Linked DNA regions of Homo sapiens: region 1 is linked to region 2. A link is a contact called in ENCODE Hi-C or POLR2A ChIA-PET data. All regions are on one chromosome and are shown on one strand. The core of a region is the stretch at or near the end of the contact, and the rest is flanking DNA. Distances in the headings are between cores, read along the strand shown. Region 1 overlaps APEX2 (apurinic/apyrimidinic endodeoxyribonuclease 2). Region 2 holds the start of TRO (trophinin).

Region 1 (3,632 bases), core at 1,133-3,632, 88 kb before region 2:
CCATCCTGAAATCCTGCAAAAGTTATCTATAATCTCTCTCAAACCTATTTGCTTTTCTCCCCTGCCACTTCTTTAATCCATGTCAACATGATTTTTTTCCTAATTTCTCTGCTTCTCTCTTGCTCCTCTCAAATCCTTTCTCGATGATGACCACTAGAGGGATTTTTCTAAAATTCTGACTATATTGCTCCCTTGCTTAAACCCCTTCATGTTTCCCTCTAGACTCTAAAGCAGTGACCTCCAAGGGGTATGCAAAATGATTACAGGGTGAAGGAACAGAATATGTATTAGAATTTTATGTTTTTTTATCTTAAAAATAGGAAATCAAGCATCACTGATACTGATCTTTAATATACAGACTGACAGTTATACATGTATATAATATATAAACAAATATAGAGATTGGAGGTACATGCTAAAACATTTGTACTGATAGGGATGTATAGTCCAAAATTTGGAAACATTGACATATAGGACAGAGTTGAAGCTCTTCAGCATAGCATTCAATGCCTTCCACATGGTGATCTCTATGCCCTCACCTCCTCCCCACATGCATTTTGTTTTTTCAGCTACACTGAAGGACTTGTCGTTCCCTCATTTTTTTCTGCTCTCTTACCTCTGGGACTTTGCTCATGCTGCTCTCTTTTGATTGGAATGCCCTCCCTCACACTTTCCTCTGGCTTACTTTCCTTCATCTTGTAGACTTAACTTAGGCATTCTTTCAACAAATATTTATTGAGTACCAACTGTGTACTAGATACTGTTCTAGGCACTGGGGATGCAGTAGCAAACAAATCAGACACAAAATTCCTACCCTCTGGAGCTTACATTCTAGTGGAAGGGGTAGTAAAAAAAATTACCAAAAATAAGCAAATTAAGTAGCACATTAGTTCTAAGTGCTATGGGAAAAAATAAAGCAGGATAAGGAGAATGGGATAAGGGGCCAGGGGCGAGTTCAGAGAAGGGTTGTAGTATTAGAGTGGCAAGGGTAGAAGACGCTGAGGTGAAACTTGAGCAAAAATTTGAAGGAGGTGAAGTTAGTGAGGCAGATATCTAAGGGAATGGCATCGCAGGCAGAGGGAACATCCTAAGGCAGGGAAGACACAGGAGTATTCCTTTTATATTTGAGGAACAGTAAGAAGATGGGTGTGGGTGGAATGGTATAAGCAAGTGGGAGACAGAAAAATTGAGTACATAGAGGCAATGTGGGACCAGATTGTATAGGGTATGGTAGGCCATTAGAAGGAGTTTGGCTTTTACTCTGAGAGCCCTTGAAAGGATTTGAACACAGGACTGATATTTCTGACTCGGGTTTTAACAAAATTGCTCCAACTTCTATGTAGAGAATACACTAAAAGGGAGCAAGGGTGGAAGCAGGGAGACCCAAGAGTGGGCTACAGTAATATCCCAGGTGAGAGATGATGGTGGCTCAGACTTGATCATAATGAAGGCAATAAGAAGTGGTCAGATTTTGAAGGTAGAGCCAAGGGTCTTTGCTGATAGATGGGATATAGGGTAAGAGAGAAAGAGAAAAATAAAGGATAGCTCTGAAATTTTTGGACTGAGCAACTGGAATTGCCATCCACTGAGATGGGAAAAGCTAAAAGTAGAATAGCTTGGTGGAGGGTAGGGACATGAGTAGCTCAGTTGTACTCCTAAGTTAGAAATGCATATTAGACATCTAGGTGGAGATGGAGAAAAGCCATTGGATATACAAGATTGGAAACCAGTAGAGTGGCGTGAGCTGGAGATTAAAATTTCTGAACCATCAGCATATAGATGGTCTTTAAAGTCATGTGACTAGACAAGATCAACAAGGGCATGAACACAGAAAAGGCCAAGAACAGAGCCCTGGAACGTACCTGGGGTACTTCCTCCAGCTAGGTCAGGTTCCCTTCTCTGGGTTTTCACACCCCCAGGTGGACCCCCTACCCCAGGTTTCCTGGTCATAGCACCAATGACACAGTATAGTTACTGTCATTATCATTGTCCTCATAGGGCTTAGAGTTCCCAAGCAGACAGTCATTCTTGGGCCACAGCACATCCTATACTTAGGGAGTGGTCCAGGCCAGGACAGTATGGCTTCAAATTGTGTCAAAGGAGAGCTTCCAAATCTTTTATAATATATATCCCAGCATCCAGATACAAATGGTAATATTCACGGCACACACAGAAGCAAACAGTAGGCTACTTCTGGCCCTGAGGTATCTTGAAGGGTTGAGGGGGATCAATATCTTGGCTCATCTGTACTGTGACAGATTTGGAAGATCTAGTCTAACCCATTTTTTCCCTCCCCTCCCCCTACCACCTTCAGAGAAGCTGCTGCTGGCTTGGACTGCGGTGGGGCTGCCCCTCCAGGATGTGTCTGTGGCTGCCTGCAATTTCTGTCGCCGTCCTGTACACTTTGAGCTCATGAGTGAGTGGGAACGTTCCTACTTCGGGAACATGGGGCCCCAGTATGTCACCACCTATGCCTGAGAAGCCAGCTGCCTAGGATTCACACCCCACCTGCGCTTCACTTGGGTCCAGGCCTACTCCTGTCTTCTGCTTTGTTGTGTGCCTCTAGCTGAATTGAGCCTAAAAATAAAGCACAAACCACAGCATGTGAAGCCTTTTATTGGACAGGGAACAGACAAGTGCATTCTGACTCCCTCAGACAAGTGGCAGATCTATGAGGTAACCATAGGTCACTTGTTGGTCACCATTCCATTTTACCAACAGGGAAACAGAATGAGAAAGAGGAAGGAAATGCCCAAAAACTACACAGTGAGTTGCAAAGAGCTAGGATACTTGGCAGATTTATTTGAGATGGCTCTTCTCCAATGGTTTCAATAAAAATCCAGGGATTGACGCTTCACTGGTAATCCGGGCCCTGGAAATCTGGGCCCAGGGTAGCCCCTGAAGCCAGGAAATGAGTCAGCCCTAACCAAATTCCCTAGAAAGGAGTGGTTCCCCAAAACCAAAGAGGTATTTTCCATAAGGGGATATGGATGTCTTCCTCAATCCATTATCCTCTCTCCCTCCCACGGCATCCCACAGAACAGGATTTACCAGTCCCATTCTTTTTCTTTTCTTTTTTTTTTTTTGGAGACTGAATTTCACTCTTGTTGCCCAGGCTGGAGTGCAATGCATGATCTCAGCCCACTGCAACCTCCGCCTCCCAGGTACAAGCTATTCTCCTGTCTCAGCCTCCTAAGTAGCTTGGATTACAGGCACGCGCCACCACGCCCAGTTAATTTTTTTGTATTTAGTAGAGACGGGGTCTCACCATGTTAGGCTGGTTGCGAACTCCTGACCTCAGGTGATCCACCCATCTCAGCCTCCCAAAGTGCTGGGATTACAGGCGTGCACCACTGTGCCTGGTCTACCAGTCCCATTTTCAAAGGTGAGAAGAGGCTTGGCTAGAGCAAGCACTGTGTTCAAAGCAATGCTCCCACTTTCCAGGTCACAGTATACAGGAAACATTTCCATGGCACACTTAGGGGTACTAATGATACTACTTGCTAAGGAGGCAATCGTCCCTGAAACTTGTGTGGTCCCAGGCCCTGCCTGGCAACTCTGAGGGCTGAGGACCGTTTCTTTCAACCCTGTAACCCACTGTGGCAGCTGTGGGACGCACTAGCTGGAAAGCT
Region 2 (3,989 bases), core at 1-2,500:
CCATCTGGTTTCCAAGGCCCAGCTCCTTTTGCCTCCGAGAGAGTCAGTTCTACGACCCCACCCCTTTACACGCCCCCTCCGCAACTCGATAGTGCGCATGCGCACCGACTAGAGGCGCCCCCACCCCCCATCTTAGGCCCACCTCTATCCCAAAAGAACCATTCTTCAATGCCCTCCGCGCGCATGCGCCTTGGTAAACCGGACAGTTTCTAACCAGCTCAATCCCACATCTGCCCCCTGCTCTCAGAGCAACAGAACATCTTGGCGCCACCCCGACCCACTCTTTCTAACTGCATCACATCTCGATCCAACCCTTCCCCCAACACTAGCCCCCTCCCTCCGCTCTGCAGTACCACTCCGCACCGCCCCTACCCCAACACCGCCCATCTCTCCTCTGCGGTACTGCCACGCACCGCCCCTTCCCAATACACCCCCCTCCCTCCGCTCTGCAGCATTTCTCTTCATCTTCCCTTCCTTTAATAAGCCCCCTCCCTCCGCTCTGCGGTACGTCTCTGCACCACCCCTTCCCCAACCAACACCACTCCCCCCTCTTTCCACGTCTGCAAGTGTGCAGCTCCGCCCTTTCTGCAACATGAATACCTCACCCCCAAATCCAACTGTATGAACCTTCTGTGTATTCCTGTTCTCAAACCCTACCAGGTCCTGTCTCTTCCCTTTCAAACCGGAACCAACCGGGTCATATCCCCTCCTTTCTCCTGTCTGAGTCTGGTCCTTTCCGTTGCTCAAAAGGGATGCTGCCCACTCTTATCTCTGGGTCCCGATCCCTCCATTCTGTGGCCCAAACGGGGTACTGCCCCCTTTCTCCAGCCTAAACGGAGTCCTGCCGTCTCCTATCTCCCTCCCGAACTGTGTGTATCCTCCTCCCCTCTTGCTACCGTCTGAAGGATTTCTCGATCCTTCCTTTCTGCGGTCCCAACTAGGTCTGCATCCCTCCCTTTCACGGCCCGAACCGAGTCCAGATCGTTACTTTCTGTGGCCCAAAGGGGATTCTGCCTCCTACTTCCTCCCGTGCGAACTGGGTCCAGGCACCGCTAAAGGCGACTTTGATGCGGTTAGGTCCCAAACCTCCAGCAGGTTTTCTTCAAACCTTAGGGGCGTGTGGAGTCAGGCACGTCGAAGCCGCAGCCAGGAAGCCCCCACAGGGTCTTCACTAAAGCCAGGTACCTCAGCTCACCTCGTCTTCTTGAATCCAGAAGGCGTCTGCTCTCTCCAAGCCTCTCCTTGTGTCTGAGCCTATCCCCCTCCCTGGCCGGAAGTGGTCCTGCCTCTTTCCGCCTCCAGAGGGGGGTCTCCGTTCCTGCCTGTCAGTCTCCTCCCCTCCATACCTACTTTCAACTTTCCATTCTCCTCAATGTAGCTCCCTTTTTCTTCTTACTACCCCTATTCAGTTATCACTCCCTCTTATTCTCCATTTGACTTCTCTATTCCCCACTCTGTATCTCCGTTCCTATTTGATTCTCCTGTTTCCCCTAGGAGGAATGTAGTTCTCTGAACTCCCACACCAACCCTTCCTACAGACCCTCTATCCCAACACTATTTACATAGTGTTGTTATACCTTGTGTCTATGTCTCTCTTCCCTAGAGCTGCTCTGGAGCAGGGGACTAGGTCATATTCATTTCTGTTTTTCAAGTGTTACCACATTAAAACATTTAGAGGTTCTAAACACTAAAAGATAGGGTGCCCGTCCATCTTATGCAATTCAGAATAAAAACAGTAATGTATAAAAATCTATGAAAAGTTTTTATTGATCCCACAATGACTATATTGATGTTTTAACAATATCAGTTTGTACTTAGACTGTCTCTTGTGACATGGTGCACTGTGCCCCCATGCAGAAAACAATTCATGACATTTATCTATTCCATCAATCATTCAAAAGAGAGCAAGGATAACTACACATATGTCAAATAAAATAGACTTAAAGTCAAAAACCATAAAAGATCTTAAAGGTCATTATATAATGATAATGAGATAAATTCATCGTGAATATCGAATAATTATAAACATATTTAATATATGCACCCAACATAGAAGCACCTAAATATATAAAACAAATATTAATAGATCTGAAGGGAGAAGTAGACTGCAATACAATAATGGTAGGAGACTTCAAGACCCCATCTTCAACAATTCACAGATCATCCAGACAGAAAATCGATAGGGAAACATTGAACTTGAAATACACTTTAGACAAAAAGGACCTACGGAATATTTTATCCAATAGAATATATAATATTCTCAAGCACACATAGAAAATTCTCCAGGATAGATCATAAGTTAGGCCAAAAACAAGTCTTTTTTATTTTATTTTATTATTATTCTACTTTAAGTTTTAGGGTACATGTGCACAATGTGCAGGTTAGTTACATATGTATACATGTGCCATGCTGGGGTGCTGCACCCATTAACTCGTCATTTAGCATTAGGTATATCTCCTAATGCTATCCCTCCCCCCTCCCCCCACCCCACAACAGTCCCCAGAGTGTGATGTTCCCCTTCCTGTGTCCATGTGTTCTCATTGTTCAATTCCCACCTATGAGTGAGAATATGCGGTGTTTGGTTTTTTGTCCTTGCAGTAGTTTACTGAGAATGATGATTTCCAATTTCATCCATGACCCTACAAAGGACATGAACTCATCATTTTTATGGCTGCATAGTATTCCATGGTGTATATGTGCCACATTTTCTTAATCCAGTCTATCGTTGTTGGACATTCGGGTTGGTTCCAAGTCTCTGCTATTGTGAATAATGCCGCAATAAACATATGTGTGCGTGTGTCTTTATAGCAGCATGATTTATAGTCCTTTGGGTGTATACCCAGTAATAGGATGCCTGGGTCAAATGGTATTTCTAGTTCTAGATCCCTGAGGAATCACCACACTGACTTCCACAATGGTTGAACTAGTTTCCAGTCCCACCAACAGTGTAAAAGTGTTCCTATTTCTCCACATCCTCTCCAGCACCTGTTGTTTCCTGACTTTTTAATGATTGCCACTCTAACTGGTGTGAGATGGTATCTCATTGTGGTTTTGATTTGCCTTTCTCTGACGGCCAGTGATGGTGAGCATTTTTTCATGTGTTTTTTGGCTGCATAAATGTCTTCTTTTGAGAAGTGTCTATTCATGTCCTTCACCTACTTTTTGATGGGGTTGTTTGTTTTTTTCTTGTCAATTTGTTTGAGTTCATTGTAGATTCTGGATGTTAGCCCTTTGTCTGATGAGTAGGTTGCAAAAATTTTCTCCCAGTCTGTAAGTTGCCTGTTCACTCTGATGGTAGTTTCTTTTGCTGTGCAGAAGCTCTTGAGTTAAATTAGATCCCACTTGTCAATTTTGGCTTTTGTTGCCATTGCTTTTGGTGTTTTAGACATGAAGTCCTTGCCCATGCCTATGTCCTGAATGGTAATGCCTAGGTTTTCTTCTAGGGTTTTTATGGTTTTAGGTCTAACGTTTAAGTCTTTCATCCATCTTGAATTAATTTTTGTATAAGGTGTAAGGAAGGGATCCAGTTTCAGCTTTCTACATATGGCTAGCCAGTTTTCCCAGCACCGTTTATTAAATAGGGAATCCTTTCCCCATTGCTTGTTTTTCTCAGGTTTGTCAAAGATCAGATAGTTGTAGATATGCGGCATTATTTCTGAGGGCTCTGTTCTGTTCCATTGATCTGTATCTCTGTTTTGGTACTAGTACCATGCTGTTTTGGTTACTCTAGCCTTGTAGTATAGTTTGAAGTCAGGTAGCGAGATGCCCCCAGCTTTGTTCTTTTGGCTTAGGATTGACTTGGTGATGCGGGCTCTTTTTTGGTTCCATATGAACTTTAAAGTAGTTTTTCCAATTCTGTGAAGAAAGTCATTGGTAGCTTGATGGGGATGACATTGAATCTATAAATTACCTTGGGCAGTATGGCCATTTTCACGATATTGATTCTTCCTAGCCATGAGCATGGAATGTTCTTCCATTTCTTTGTATCC

The links. Hi-C counts contacts between places; a loop is a spot of excess contacts on that map. ChIA-PET counts read pairs that join two places held with the same protein, here RNA polymerase II (POLR2A). Pooled maps may share reads with other maps.
Region 1: a pooled map shows a loop between it and region 2 (3-fold over the local background). The contact joins the enhancer-like site here to the promoter of TRO in region 2. A Hi-C loop is called at or near these places in 6 of 168 maps with a recorded cell type or tissue (CD4-positive, alpha-beta T cell, CD8-positive, alpha-beta T cell, astrocyte of the cerebellum and 3 more), 9 of 37 single-sample maps with no recorded cell type and 16 of 50 pooled maps. POLR2A ChIA-PET finds 5 or more read pairs at or near these places in 14 of 52 experiments (AG04449, AG04450, CD4-positive, alpha-beta T cell and 9 more).

Annotation. Positions count from the first base shown.
Region 1 is chrX:55,008,026-55,011,657 of GRCh38, reverse strand. APEX2 (apurinic/apyrimidinic endodeoxyribonuclease 2) reads right to left here. Exons shown (of 6, transcript NM_014481.4): 6 at 2,601-3,632. ALAS2 (5'-aminolevulinate synthase 2) reads left to right here. Exons shown (of 11, transcript NM_000032.5): 11 at 2,315-2,603. The coding sequence ends at 2,478. Among named protein-coding and RNA genes, the nearest start is that of APEX2, 9.5 kb to the right of the region's middle. RefSeq lists an enhancer at 3,588-3,632. Within about 2 kb of position 2,382, at least 7 of the 41 ENCODE cell types and tissues checked have a DNase peak (open chromatin) inside an H3K27ac peak, as active enhancers do.
Region 2 is chrX:54,918,085-54,922,073 of GRCh38, reverse strand. It overlaps TRO (trophinin), which reads right to left and starts at 1,250. Exons shown (of 13, transcript NM_001039705.3): 1 at 1,196-1,250.